3 separate regions of the Homo sapiens genome follow, and regions 1 and 3 are each linked to region 2. Evidence: chromatin contacts called from ENCODE Hi-C data. All regions are on one chromosome and are shown on one strand. Each heading gives the region's core, a stretch centred on a gene start or an enhancer-like site at or near the end of the contact. The rest is flanking DNA. Distances are from core to core; before and after follow the strand shown. Region 1 holds the start of HSPA4L (heat shock protein family A (Hsp70) member 4 like). Region 2 holds the start of SPRY1 (sprouty RTK signaling antagonist 1). Region 3 holds the start of PGRMC2 (progesterone receptor membrane component 2).

The links. A loop is a pair of places that touch in the nucleus more often than their neighbours do. Pooled maps may share reads with other maps.
Region 1: a loop to region 2 is called in a map with no recorded cell type, with 16 times the contacts of the local background. The contact joins the promoter of HSPA4L here to the promoter of SPRY1 in region 2. A Hi-C loop is called at or near these places in 2 of 37 single-sample maps with no recorded cell type and 5 of 50 pooled maps.
Region 3: a map of CD8-positive, alpha-beta T cell shows a loop between it and region 2 (11-fold over the local background). The contact joins the promoter of PGRMC2 here to the promoter of SPRY1 in region 2. A Hi-C loop is called at or near these places in 2 of 168 maps with a recorded cell type or tissue (CD8-positive, alpha-beta T cell and naive thymus-derived CD4-positive, alpha-beta T cell) and 8 of 50 pooled maps.

Annotation. Positions count from the first base shown.
Region 1 is chr4:127,778,697-127,783,610 of GRCh38, reverse strand. It overlaps HSPA4L (heat shock protein family A (Hsp70) member 4 like), which reads right to left and starts at 1,289. Exons shown (of 19, transcript NM_014278.4): 1 at 954-1,289. The coding sequence starts at 1,060. RefSeq lists enhancers at 539-618, 227-1,219, 1,119-1,268 and silencers at 1,409-1,478, 1,759-1,928.
Region 2 is chr4:123,393,680-123,398,633 of GRCh38, reverse strand. SPRY1 (sprouty RTK signaling antagonist 1) reads right to left here and starts at 1,839. Exons shown (of 3, transcript NM_001258038.2): 1 at 1,702-1,839; 2 at 778-1,023. RefSeq lists a silencer at 1-404.
Region 3 is chr4:128,285,682-128,290,723 of GRCh38, reverse strand. PGRMC2 (progesterone receptor membrane component 2) reads left to right here and starts at 2,911. Exons shown (of 3, transcript NM_006320.6): 1 at 2,911-3,351. The coding sequence starts at 2,934. RefSeq lists silencers at 1,616-1,910, 2,282-2,471, 2,792-2,971, 2,982-3,031, 3,212-3,271.

The DNA.
Region 1 (4,914 bases), core at 40-2,539, 4.4 Mb before region 2:
TAAGCAGCAACTAGTTTTTCATATTTCAGAATTACTTCATTATATTCCTTGCCAACAAACTTCCCAGGCCAGAGAAACAACGGAACATGTGGAAACATGTTTCCATGACATAACGCCGCTCCTCCTAAGCCTTTCATTAAGCGTTCATAATAGAATCACTCCACAGTCATGTTTATACGGGACAGCTGCCCCCGACTCCGGCAATTCACTCTGCAGAAACACGCTTTTGGTCCGACCCAACCCCGCCGCATTCCAGCAACTGACGTAGTTACCAATGCACAAGGCCAGTGACTCCCATCCCGAGGCTCTCCCTATCAATGCACCATTGACCTGGCCCTGTAAACCGGCTCCATTACCTGCAGTTCTCAAGGGCACTGGGTTTTGTAAAACCCCACATGCCTCACTCCCCGCCCTTAAAAAAAAAAAAAAGGCTTTCGGGGCCAGATGAACCTGCAATTCATCTCTGACGTGTGCAGCCGAAGCTGACTTTTTACTTTTCTGAGAAAAAGCTGTCACCCAGAGGGACGGGGAAAGGAAGGAGGGCAGCTGGCGCGGGGCCGATAATCCCACGTAAACCTCGTTAGAGGCAACCGGAGATCTTTCTCAATATTCCGGACGCCAGGGGCTGTCCCACAGCAACCTCTTCCTCGCAAGCAAAAGAGGCGTTGGGGGACAGCGGCACGAGGCAGGGGACGTGCGTAGGTACAGAAAAGAGAGCTGCGCAAACTAGTGCGGTCCCTCGTCCTTGAAGGAAAAGAAGCTTTGCGGGGCGAGGAAGTCCGACTGCCACCCGGCGGTCTCTAGGGACTGCGGTTGACGGGTTGCACCTGTCATCTCGGGGTTCGGCGCACGTTAGGGGAAAATCCGAGGAAGCGAGCAGACAGGACAAACGTTAAGGACGGGAGAGAAAAACGTTTCTTAGGGTCGAGGTGATGCTCAGCAGAGGCACTTACGGGGTACACCTGTCGCTGTACTCATTGGCGATGGTCTCGATGCCGCCACTTCTCGCGACAGCAATGTAGCAGTTGAGAAAGCCGAGGTCAATGCCAACCACAGACATCCCGCCGCGTGATGGTCGGGCTGCTGGTACTGAACCCTTCGGTACGGGAACCGTGTCCTCTTCTGGGCTATTGCTGCTGGGATTGCGACTCCTACCAGAAGCAAACGAGAGGGGACCCCAAGTCGCTAAGCAGAAAATCTAGGGCAGGGAGTCGGAAACCCGCGGAAGGAGCAGAGGCCGTCAGCGCCGCAGCCTGCACCGCGTCCCGCAGCCTGGGTCTTTCCCTACTGCGGTTCGGCCGCCTCCAACCGGCGGTTACTGGGACCTGCGCCTGCGCGCTCGGCTGCCCGGGAGGCGCGCGAGCCTCCGCTCCGCGCCCGAGCCAGCTCCGGGCCCGGACTTCGGCCGCTTCCGTCAGCACTCGGGCAACGGCTGCCCAAGAAGCTGCGGGTTCGAGAAAGATCTGGAAAATGGAGGCTGCTGAGCTATCCGGGGGCGGGAGAAGCGGGAAGGCGGGGCGGGGAGGATCGGGGAAAGGAGGCTAGGCACATTGGCTTGCTCGCCCTCGCTCGGCAGTAGGACGTCGGGCGGTCGGGCTAGGTGAGAGGCAGGCGACCGGCCGGCCCGGGGCTTTGCGAACGTGTTTTGAGGCACATTTTTGGGTTGTTTTGGCAACCGGAGGCGTGCTTGTCACGGCGGCAGGATGCTGTCCTGGCTGGCGGGCGCCGCCCCCTCACCCCCTGCCCTCAGAAGGGCTCGCCCGCAGGCCTCGCCTCCCCGAGGGGCCCATGTGCAGCCCGGCGCCCTCCCCTTGTGGCTGGAGGCCCGCCGCGCCCGGCTCTGTGAGGTGGCGCGCATTGTCCGACGTCCGCCGCTCCGCCCTGTCCAGCCCCGGGGGAGCTGCCGAGCCCGGGACAGACTCTTGTGCGAAAGCGGGATGAGCACATGTTAGGTTTTTTTCTTTTTTCATCAGCAGGATTTGAAATATCAAAAGTCAAACTTCTGTCAAGAAATAAGATCACACTGACAACTTTCCCTCCACGTACCTTTCCTCACACCTTTCTAAAAGATGCTGGCCCCGCCGCTGACCCTTGTCTCTGGAAACCAGTTTTACAGGAAAGTGACCTTAATTAAGTGTGCCACTCACACCAGCCAAGTCTGTGCTTTAGCCTCCAGCCGCTGCCCTGTGGTCCTCAAAAAAGAGCCCAGTGTGGTCCAGCGCCCTCCCTCTTGGTTTGATCGGCATGTGTTGCCTGTCTGTAATTAACCAAGTTTTATGTTACACTTAAGAAATTTGGCTGTCTTGTTGCTTTTCGTTCACTTTTACGTGTGTGCCCTGTTCCTTCTCTGCCAGTCCTTGGTCTGTTCCCTGTTCCTCCCCGTCCTCTTCATCTAGTCTCTGTTCCTTCTCATCCAATTCTTTGTGTGTTTTCCTGTTCCATTTTGGTATCCATCTTGAAAACAGGCGTGTTTTTTTGTTTGTTTGTTTTGTTTACTAGATTCTTTAGTATTCTGATTATCCCTAGTTGTCCACTTCTTTAAATAACTTAGATTTTTTACTATTAATAATGTTGCTACAGCAGCAGCAGCAGCAAGGGTGGCTATAGTTCCTGCTGCTGTTAGAATGAACGTGAAATCCATTTTCAAGGGCAATACTGAGGCAACTGGATTGTACAGTATTGCTTGGGCTCTGGTCTCTACATTGAAGAAATCAATCAGGCCTCTCTTCCCTTCATGAGCACTCAGGAGACGTGGAGCCCCTGGGTGAAGCTGCGCTCTGAGACACCGCAGAACTCGGCGTCCCAGCGGGCAGCTCGTGAGCAGAACAGGGATTGGGCGTTGCCCTGCGACTGAACCCTGGGCCCTGGTCCTGCTGGGCGCCTGTGACTTCCACCAGTTCTCCTCACACACCTCTTCTGACATCGGCCATCACTATCTAGATTTATTCCAGAATATCCTGAAATTCTCCTAGTACAATTAATTTATCTTAATTCCATTAGTTTATCCATGTTGTCTATACAACTTGAGGGTGTAAGAATGTTTTTTTTTTTTCCTATTAAAAATACCACTTAAAATATCAAAGTAAAAAGGAAGTTGAGGCCAGGAGCAAAGTGGTGTTATCATCACGTTCCTTACAATTACTGGCAGGACGTGAGAGTACCCAGTGGTTAAAACCATGACGGGCTTTGGGGTCACACAGATTTGGGTTGTAGTACCAGGCTTGCCTAACTTACTACCTGTATAACGTTTGGCAAGTTACTTAATGCTCCAAGCCACAGGTTCAGTCTGTTAAAATGAGGACAAATATGCCTACTGGGCTGTTTTTATGATTAAATAATGTAAGCACTGCATCAGTCCCTGGCACCAAACGGTCAATAAATGCTAGCTATGCTTAGCTGCTGAATGATCCTGATTCATGTACATTGGTCATGTATCCAGCAACCTTGCTGTATTCTAAATTCAAGTATTTGCAGAATTTCTTGGATTTTCTGTGTATAGAACAATATGGCCTGGGAAATAATGAATTTCTTCATTTCTATTTCTTCTGTTTCTTATTGTTTTGCCTGGATTATGTTGCTTAAGTGCTCCAGTAAAATTTTGAAAATAAACAGTAGTGGTAAGCATCCTTGTCTTGTCCCTAACATTAAATACCTTTGTGTTTATGATGTAAGAAAGTTAACAAAATTATCTTCTATTCCTACTTTGCTAAGAGATTTTTCTCATAAAATCCACTCACACGCCTGTAAGTGGATACTGAAACTTAACAAATGTTAACCATCATCTAATGACCTGTTTGTTGCCCTTTAATTTGTTAATACAATGAATAACGTTACTAGAGTTTTCTAACATCCTTGTATCCCTGGGATAAACCAGAAAGGCCATGATGGTTCTGATTGTTTTGGCTTGTGATTATTTTATGAAGGATCTTTACATCTATATTCATAAATGAAACTGGCCTTTTTCTTTCTTTACTCTTTTTATTGGCGTCAAGATTATCGCCTCATAGAGGAAGCCAAAGGGGTTTCCTCTTTTTTGTTCCCTTCTGATAGTTTTGGTAAGAAAAGCCTGTAAACCGGCTGGGCGGGGTGGCTCACGCTTGTAATCCCAGCACTTTGGGGGCCGAGGCGGGCGGATCACCTGAGGTCAGGAGTTTGAGACCAGCCTGACCAACATGGCGAAAACCCATCTCTGCTAAAAATACAAAATTAGCCGGGCGTGGTGGCACATGCCTGTAATTCCAGCTACACAGGAGGCTGAGGCAGGAGAATTGCTTGAACCTCGGAGGCGGAGGTTGTGGTGAGCCGAGATTGCGTCATTGCACTCCAACCTGGGCAACAAGAGAGAAACTCCGTCTCAAAAAAAAAAAAAAAAAAAAAAAGGGCTGTAAACCATCTTAGCCTAGAGTTTATGAGGTTTATGATGAATGATTAAATTTCTTTAGTGGTTATGGTCTATGTTTTCTATTATTCTTGAATCATTATTGGTTATTTGTATTATTAAAAATTTACCATTTCATCTAGGTTTTCAAGTTTGTTGGCACAAAGTTGATTATTCACTTAAAAAAATCTCTTCAGTAGTTATATGTACATCTTTTTCATTCTTAATATTCTTTATTTTAATCTCTTCCTTTTCTTGGTTCCTGTCAGTATGGTTTGTTAAAAGAACCAGCTTTTGGTTTTCTTGCCTGACTTAATTGTCTTTGTTTTCTGTTCCATCTGCTCTTTGTTTCACTATTTTTGTTTATTCCTTTTCTAGTTCATTGATTTTCAGTTTCTTGTTTTCTAATACATACACTTGAAGCTGTAAATTTCCTTCTACGTACCATTTTAGCTATATTCCTACCTGAATTTTCAAAGAATTGAAGTTGGAGAGTAGGCAATGAGGATAAAATGAAACAGGCCAATGGTCACTGG
Region 2 (4,954 bases), core at 590-3,089:
CCTCTCCCGGAGTCCTGGCTCGGGCAGCAGCGCCGCCGAGTCCGCACCTGCCGCGCCGAGCGAGCCCCGCCCGCGCGCCTACAGCCCAGCGGGCCGAGGGCGGCCGCCGCACACACTCACCTAGGCCGAAGCGGTGGCCGGGGGCCAAGCCGTGCGACCCGGCCCAGGTCCTGGTGCGGGCGGCGGCGTGCACGTGCCGCATCAACCGCGGCGGGGAGGGCGAGGCGGCATCGCCGGAGTTGGAGCGCCTCGGCTCGCGGCCTCCCCCGCCCCCGCCGCCACCGGCCAGGAGCGCTCCCCGCGGCCCCCTTCCGGCTGCGGAGGGCAGTTCTCCCGCGGCTCCGCGCGGCCGGGCCCGGACCTGTCACGGCTGGTGCTCGCCGGGCGGCTCAGTAACATCCACCTCGGGAGGTCTTCTGCAGCCCCTTTCCAAGAACCAGTTTTTACAAATCCTTTCAGGAAGGCTTCCCAAGTCTCAGAAAAACAAGTAGGGGAGTGGCGGAGTCGAGTGCGTGACGGGCCAGCTGACGGCACGGTGTGCTCAGAGAACTCGGGTTCTAGTCGCTCCTCGCAAGGAACGAAGGAAGGGATGGCGGCTTCCTGACGAGCGAAAAATCCACGTCACGGGCGTTCGAGACTCCGCAGCGCCCGGGTCGGGGCCCGAACCGCCGTCGGCGGGTGGGTCACGGAGCCGCGCAGTACCCCGGCGAAACCTCGGAGCACGCGCCTGCCAGGCAGAGGCTGCCGCGGCCGGGAGGGGGAGGGGGATTTTTTTACCCTTTTCTTTTTTTTTTTTTTTTTAGCGGGGAGGAGTGAAGAGAGTGAGGTTTGGGGATCCTTCTCGGAGAGAGAAAGGCGGGCGTCGTCCCTTGTGCCCCGCGCAGGCCGACGCGCTTAGCCGATTCCGCACGTTGGGCAAGTGGGGGCACAGCGTCCCCGGGCACTCCGGTCCCGGCAGGTCAGCCTCTCCCGGGCAGCGCTCACACCCAGTCCTCCGAGCCTGGGGTTCCACGGCCGAAATGCCTGCGACAGAGAATTAGAGATAGAAGCTCGTGAATGTCCCTTTCTTCGAAGGGCTGGGACCCCGGGCGGGCCGCTGGCCAGCTCGCCCGCAGCCCGTTGCCATGTGCTCCCTGTTGCTGCTCCCGGTGATTGACAGGCCGGCGCACAGTCGGCGTGTCAGCCGCGAACCAAAGTAACATGCAGTCCTGCACGTTTTTGCCGAGGTGCTTTTGCCCCCTGGAATGCCTAGGAGTTCAAACAACGTTCAAGCAACGCCTCTGCGCGTTAGGAATCAATACACAGAGACGGGAAATTCAGGTTTTAAACCAATGCTTCACTCGGGATTCGGTCGCCAACAATGCCTAAACAAACACGCATTTGGTCCACACACCGAGTGCTAGCCCCTCTTCGCATAAAGGCATTAACGGCTCTGTGTTTCACAAATTCGATCGTTTCAGACTTTAAACGTCTACTGTTCGGTTAAGGAAAGGTGAAAGGGACCCTGCTTTTTCTTTTAGCGGTAGCATTTACTTTAAGAGCATTAGTTTTAGCAGTGGGAATGCTACCGGTGTTTTGAAATGCAACCAGTAACCTTAGCTGGAAAGCAAGTTCAAATAAATAAATGTTCAGTTCCTTGCAAAAGTCAACATTTCTCACCTTATCTTTCCTAAAATGTCTACGGAAGGAAACGGTACTTACCTAATGCAAAGATTGCAAATTGCTTTTCAGGCACATTTAACAGCGACTGTAGCTGTTCCTTATCCAGGGCAGGGAACTGTGCTGATAATCACTCTGCAAAGCACGCAGTGGTTTGCAGAGCGGTCTCACTCCGGCTACGCAGAATTTCAGCTCCTTGCCTCCACCTCCACCTCCACTCCAGGACACGCCTCCGGTGATATCATGTGTCAATCACTCGGGCTGCCCGAAAACCTGGAACAGGATTTCCTTAACTATCGTTTCCTCTTTCGTTTATGTGTACCAACTTGGAAATGTTGCCCTACAGACTCGTGTAATAAACATCCTCTTAAAACTTCGGGAGTGCCTCTAAAAATTCTGCAAATGCAGTTTGTCATAGAGGAATACATTCGGATTTAGTTAGCAATCTTCAGTTGTCGATCTCAATTAAAAGGATTGGTGGACTCTACTCTTAAGTTGAATTAGAAAAGAATTGTGAAGAATAAAAGAAAATGAAAAAAGTTGTATGCCAAGCCATCACTTCTGACCAACTAGAGGGAAAACGTATATTGACACAAAAAGATGATTATATAACATTACAGTTCCTATTTACAACAAAGTTCAGAATATGTGAAACCTAAAGTTCAAAAGGTGGCACTCCTTACTGCAAATGTAATATAAGCATATGTAATAAAGGTGAAATTTTCTGCTGTGGGTTTTTTAAATAATTGCTTTACCTTGGCTTGTTATATGATTTCCCAAAAATCAAGCACATGGAGAAAAAACCAAATTCTTTCAATTTTGTAATATAGTTGTATAATTTTGCAAAAAATACAAACCCGTATATTTTTTAATTAGCTAAAAGTCAATTAATTAGAATAGAAAAAATTTATCAAGAAGTTTTATAATTCTTAGTAATAGCTGATATGACTGGAAAAAAAACACTTTAAGTAGGAAACTTGATTTCTACTTTCTTACAAACTATGGGATTTTAGGCATTTATTATCAAAGTTGTGCCTTTTCATGCTGCAGTGAGGATAACTTTTTGTGGAATTGAAGGTTCCGTAGAAACTTTTAAAAGCCACCTAAAGACCAAAAACTTAGTGGAAAGGAAATATTTTTCCAGGTACTATATATCAGGAGTAGCTTAAAGTCTGGCAAAACAAAGCAAACAATAACAAAACTCTAGAATCTAAATCATATAAACATATAAGTATGGAAATTTTTAGTTCAAAGTACATTTTTAGTCTCATTTACAATAGCAAGTGGTTCTGTTGAAACTATAAATATATACATACATAACACACACGCACACACACAGGACTTTCAAATGTCTGAGCACTTTCAAAAATTAAAGTTGTGTTTGGAATTGCCTCTGAAGAACACAGAGCATTGTTAAGAACATGAATAACAATAAAAAAGCATCATTAGAAAATAGCATAGAATAAGAATCAAGCCAAAAAGCTACATATTCACTCTTAATATTATGAATTGTATTAAAATAGGCTATTTAAAAGAATAAAATTGATTTCATTGTATTTTTTTCATAGATCTCATTAGATTTGGGGATGTAATGAAATTTTACTAGTGATGGATAGGTTTCTTGTGAATGTATTTGGAATAGACAAATCAAAAATAGACTATCCTATCAGAGTATCTTATTTGGTTCTTCAAAACTATTACCACAGTTGTGAGCTGAGAGGTCAGTTCACCAATATGATAAAACCTGGAGAGGGAGCACTGAACATTCTACCTTCATAAATCCTACAAAATATATTTGAAAGATTTCTATTGCAAATACACTCTATTTCAACCAGAAATGTATTAAAATAATTTTCATTAGATCAAGTATTTTTAAATTATAATAATCAAATCCATGAGATTTTTATCTAAAACACCATCACCATGGGTCATGTTGTATTAAGAAATTAAATATGCTGTACAGAGTTGATCAATAACCCTCCATGTCATTTAGCACTAAAATGCATTAATATGTTTTTCTCTAAATATTACATTACAAATAAATGTACGTATAGCTCTGTCACCTTGGTTCTAAAAGACATTGAATGAAACTTGCCTCTCCTGATTCCCCGCAACTATAAGACTTTGTAGAAATTCTAAATTTTTAGCTTAAAGTATACATTGTTTTTCACTTGGTAAGTTTAATTACATTGTAACTTGACTAAAAATGGATAACGGAAGTATGAAATTTTTCCAAAAATGAAAAACAATGCAAATATCAATGGGAAAAATCTTATAATAATTTTTAGTTTATTAAGATATGTCTAAATAAAGTGGAATGGAAAGTGAGCCCTGACTTGTCCTTAATTTTCATGTGAAAACAAGATTAGCCATCGCTTGTGTTAATTTGAGTTTTGAAAAAGAATAAAGTGAAATGAAAAAAATTCAGTAACTCCTCACAACTTCTAGTGATTAAAAAAAAAAATGGCCAGGCATGGTGGCTCACGCCTGTAATCCCAGCACTTTGGGAAGCTGAGGTGGGCTGATCACCAGAGGTCAGGAGACCAGCCTGGCCAACATGGCGAAACCTGGTCTCTACTAAAAATACAAAAAATTAGCTGGACATGGTGGTCTGTGCCTCTAATCCCAGCTACTCAGAAGGCTAAGGCAGGAGAATCGCTTGAACCCGGGAGGCAGAGGTTGCAGTGAGCCGAGATCGCGCCACTGCACTCCAGCCTGGGCGACATAGCTGGACTCCGCCTCAAAAAGAAAAAAAAAATTAATACAGTTATAGGAAGCTTAACTTATTCATGTATCTACTTTATTTGCCAAAATAAAAATAACAATCATGTGTTCCAAGCTTTTGAAAAATAATACGTTATTAATTCTCCTAATGTTTCTGTGAAGTCATGATAAATAAATGTATCACAGTCTTTTTATCTTGTTGAGAAACAAACACACAAACTAAATAATCACAGACATTGATGAGTTAGCTTATAAGCATGTCATAAATCAATGAAGACCGGTAATGGAAACTAAGTTCTCTTTACTTTCCTTTTAGGGCAATAGTCACTATATTACTATACTTCCCAAGAAAAGCTGGCAAGGATAGGCCATTTTATTTTCAGTTTCCTTTTGTAAACAATCTTTGTAGTTGACAGAAATAGACCAACCTATTCTGTAAATTTTCCATAAACATTCTCTTCATTTTCATAAGCGTAATTCTCATCCTTCTGCCTTATTTGAAATACGAATGTTCCGTATTGGTTTCAAATTCTGGAAGTGGGCAAATCAAGCAATACGTTGAGTAAATTAC
Region 3 (5,042 bases), core at 1,662-4,161, 4.9 Mb before region 2:
AATAAGAAGGGCATGCTCCGTGAGGAAACAGCATGAGTCAAGTCCTAGACTGTGCAATACACATAGCATATATGGGGCAAGGGACTAGGTATTGTAAGGGGAAACGTATCATTTAATAGAGGGTATCCAAGGGATTGTTTGCTGGGGAACGGGAAGGCAGGGAAGCCACTCAGGGACTTATGGAGGCCCTTGAGTGCTTTCTGAGTTGTCCTCTTCAAATTACAGAGCACCCCTGGAGATTGGTGTCTGAGCAAAGGAAATCAGAACACAGTTCTAGTCTCTTCGTGTAGGAATGAAATAGGAAAAGACTGACGGCAAGTCACCAATTGGAAAGTTATTGCAGTACTCAAAGCAAGAGTATCCTATTGGGACAAGAGCTTGTTACTTAGGGTGGAAAATAAGAACTTCCAACTAGTCCAGTTCAAGGGGCTTACAATGAGAATCAAAAAAGCTGGGGTTTTGGGAAGGCTTCAAGTGTGAAGAAGTCGAGACACTATTTTATCAAGGATATAAAGGAAAACTTTTTTACTTCACGTGGCAGCCAATGTTGGTTAGCTACCCAACATTCCCCAGCCCACTTCCTTGACAGCAGAACTTTAATACTGTCCAATTCCTCTCTTCCCTCCAAACCAACTGGAAAAGAAACCTACACACACTAATTCAGCCCCAAGGTAAATCCTGAGGGTCTAAGCTACTGGTTCTCAACCAGTACCACACCTCTGGGGGGTGGGAGGGAAAAACGGTTGATTTACGGTGTCACAATGCCTGAGGTGTGGTACTGACATTTAGCTGGAAGGAACCAGAGATGGTAAATGTCCAGCAATGCTCAACACAGTCCTGAATAAGAATTAAAAAAGCCAGATAAACACTAGGCAATCATGGATGTCCCATGCTCCTTGTCTGTTACTGCTTTAGGGACAGCTAATAGCCCAGTTCTGGTCAATAAGATATAAGGAGTGGCCTGCTTCTGGGGTGCTTTCTTCCTTCCTATCAATGTTGTCTCAACTGTATACAGCTCTTGGGACTGCTACAGCTATCTTCTCCTCAAAACCAGTTTCTTCTTTATCTTCCTATTTCCATCACTGGCACCTCCCATTTTCTGTTACCAAGTCCTAAAGCAATTTTGACTTCTCCTAACCCTTAACCTTAAGGTGACTATTCCTTTAGGTTTGCCTGGGATAAAACTGATATAACTCCTGGTCTCTGGCTATAATTATTAATGCCCTACTTTACTTCCAAAAGTGTTCCATATTGAAGGATAGAGTATATGGTCATTTACTACCAATTGTGTCGCTCTCCCTCAGGTACCTCTAATGCAGGGCTCAGCAATATGGCTTATAAGTTGTTTTTGCACCTCTCCAGAACTAAAAAAAAAAAAATTTACATATTTCAATGATTTTCTTAAAAATCAAAAGAATATTTCATACCTGAAATTATATTAAAAATTCAATGTCCATAGTTTTACTGAAGACAGCTACACTCATTCAAGTATTGTCTATGGCTGCTTTCTCGTTACAAGGTAGAGCTGAGTAGTTAAGGCAGAGACTTAAAATATGATCGGGCCCTTTACAAAAAATGTTTGCCAACCCCTGCTCTAATGTCTCCCCTAGCTCTGAGTCTCCTCACCTCACGCACAAATACCCTAGCCTACTAACTGCTTTCCCACTCTTTCCCCAGCCTCTAATCCTTCAGACACCTGGTTGCTATACAGCCTCTCTACAAGAGTGTCGACCCTGTCACTTGCCTCGTCAATATCCTCAGTGACTCCTACAAAACCGACAGTGAAAGGTTCAAACCTATTCTATGAGACTCAAGACAACAGACAACAAAGGGCAAGAGAGAACACGTCAAACGAGTTCGTCAAACGAGTTGAGTGCGTGAGACTTCAGAGGTCACTTTTTCACACTAGAATTTCAAGGTGTGAGAGGCTAAAAGACGTCCAAGTACATGAAACAGAACCTGCAAATAAGAGTGAATGACGAATAGAAAGACCACCTCAACCTGTCCACTTCCCTACGGCCGCAGAAGTTATGATTCAAGGAATAATGAGACTCTAAATCCTTTAAAATTCTACAAGAGCAGCCTTTGCCAAACCCAGCGGGGAGTGGCTGCTCGGTGCCAGCGCGAGGAGCACGTAGACTGCCGATGCCAGAGAAGCCCGGTGCGGGTTCCGTGCTTTCTCTCCGTTCCAGGAAGACCCCAGCTCGTGGCCAAATCTTCTTGCCGCTTCCCGGTCTGCGCGCCTACGCTGCCGGTTTCCCGACAAAAGCGACGGCGCCCTGGTGAAAAGCAGACGCCCCTCATCGGTTTGCGCCTTGCAGCTCAACTATGCCCCAGCCTCCCACAAGCCACCTGCCCGCGTCCTCCGCCAGGCGTCCAGCCCGGACCTGCCCCCGCGGCCGCCAAGGCGCACGTGAAGCTCCCGGGCGGGGGGAGCGCAAGGAGGCGGGAGTTTGCGGACGCGAACGCAGGCCTAGGAAGGGAAGCGATTCCAGGGCGCACGCGCAGAGCCTGGAGACTGGGCGGGGCGTGCCTCCCGCAGGGGTTACGAACGAAAGGCGAGCGCGTGGCGCTCAGGAGCCCGCGCACGCGCTGTGGTCTCGCCCCGCCCATGAGCGTCCGCGCGGCCGTCGTAGCATCTTTTCTTCAGACCCGCCCGGCTCGTCTACTTAACCTAGCGGAGGCTTGGAGTGAGAGCAGGGAAGTGTGGGGCGAGGTGGGCGGGGCGTTGCACGCGTGCGCGGCCAGCGAAAGAAGGGAGGGGGCGGGAGATCCGAGACAACGTTACCCCGTCAACACCCAATCAGGAGCCGGCCTGACCCCGCCCCCTCTTCTCACGTTATTGGCTGAGAGGCCCCCAGATGGGCGGGGCCGGCCGTGGGGTTGGGGAGGGCAGGGGGCGGGGAGGAGGAGGAAGGCGCTGGCGGGCAGTGATGGCGGCTGGTGATGGGGACGTGAAGCTAGGCACCCTGGGGAGTGGCAGCGAGAGCAGCAACGACGGCGGCAGCGAGAGTCCAGGCGACGCGGGAGCGGCAGCGGAAGGGGGAGGCTGGGCGGCGGCGGCGTTGGCGCTTCTGACGGGGGGCGGGGAAATGCTGCTGAACGTGGCGCTGGTGGCTCTGGTGCTGCTGGGGGCCTACCGGCTGTGGGTGCGCTGGGGGCGGCGGGGTCTGGGGGCCGGGGCCGGGGCGGGCGAGGAGAGCCCCGCCACCTCTCTGCCTCGCATGAAGAAGCGGGACTTCAGCTTGGAGCAGCTGCGCCAGTACGACGGCTCCCGCAACCCGCGCATCCTGCTCGCGGTCAATGGGAAAGTCTTCGACGTGACCAAAGGCAGCAAGTTCTACGGCCCGGGTGAGGAGTTGGAAGGGGAGGGGAAGGACCCCCTGCAGCTGAAGCACAACCCCCTTCGGACAGGGAGGCCTCTGGGCACCGGGTTAGTTTGCCCAGCCTTCTCGTCTCCGGGACCCCCGCGCCTCGGCCGCCGCACCTGGGACGGCCCATCCCGCCCCTACACACACACCGTCCCCCCGCAGCTACGGGCACCTCCAGTTCTTCCCCCGAAACCAGGGTCCCCGGTGGCGCCCCAGAGACCAGCTCTCAGCATTCATCTTTCTTCCATCCCATTTCTCCTCGCAGCCTTTTTTTTTTGTTTCTTTGGCTGGATTTTTCAAAATCGTTTTAGTTGTCACAGGTCAACGCTGGCCCTTAACCTTTTTTGAGTCTCCTGATTCCTGGGATGGATGGGGCACCAGGGAAGGGAGATTTCTGAAGTTGGGACCTAAACTAAAGTTTTGGGCTCTGTAATTCACCGTTTTCTTTTCCTTGCCCCCTTTTTTTTTTTTTTTGCCACTGATCTCCTTTTTTCCCTCGCTGTATTACTCCGTAAGGCCACGTTTAGGGGCATGTAAAGTCCCAACCCTCCAGTCTCTGAAGTCCAGACGTATAAGCAACACCTCGGACTCTCTTTAAACCAGTTTTAGTTCGGAGTTGCTTTCCATGATTAACAAGGTATGTGGGATGAGAACAGACCAGAATGCAGAGCTTATTAAAGACTGGTAAGGATATTCACCTTGAGTTTTGGGGGTGGAGCTCCTATACCCAGCAGGCGTGTCTCTGGTTTCTTTTTTCTTTTTTTTTCTCTTTTCAAGTACACGTTGATAATGACTTGTGTTTTCACTTAGCAGAACTAAGGAGAAAAAACTTAGAAGAGTTGTAGATTTATACCCCCATGTGCCAGTTATGCAAGTTAAAGATTTTTAGAACTTTGTTTTGAGAGAACTTTGTTTTCAGGGAACTTTGTGTAGGGTAGTTGATTTAGACGCCCTTTTTTTACAGTGTGGTTGTAGCATACATTTTGGATTATGTTAATAAACCCCAGACTCATGGAACCTGTTGGTATATCATACAGTTGAGCAACATTGTGCATCCTGGTTGTGCACTGATTAATACTAAGCTTTAAAAAAAAGTGGTGACTACAATAAGAATAAATAATTAAATTAGAGACCTAAAGTGACCTGTTATTGGAGAGAGTACCTCCAAGCCTTAAAGTCATAGGGTTGGCAGTCTGGAAGTAAGCTGGTTTTCTCCTTAATTTAATCTGTAGGTGTATAAGATTTATTGACACTTAAAAATATATACTTCTGATTTCAGTGCTTGATAGCTGGAAGATATTTTAGAAGTGCTTTGGTTTGTAGTTTGTTCATTGGAATAGGGATAAGAAATAGGAGATTTTTGGTGTTGAATTATGTAATTTATTTCTTAGTTGTTTGTACTTCTGTGTATATATACACATTTAATCCAACCAAGTAAATACATAGCTTACAGAGTTTTTGCTTCTGGTTACATAAATGTGAACACAAGGTGTCTGCCTACTTATATCAACTGAAATGGTTAATACATTTTTGTTTACTTAAGCACACGTGGGACAAGAGAACAGGGCCAAAGTACAGTATTTAAACAGGCCAAGCGAAGTAAATTTTTTTTAAATCAAGGATTTAGACAGCATTTTATACCTAGTTCAAGCTTTTCCCCCATTGGTATTA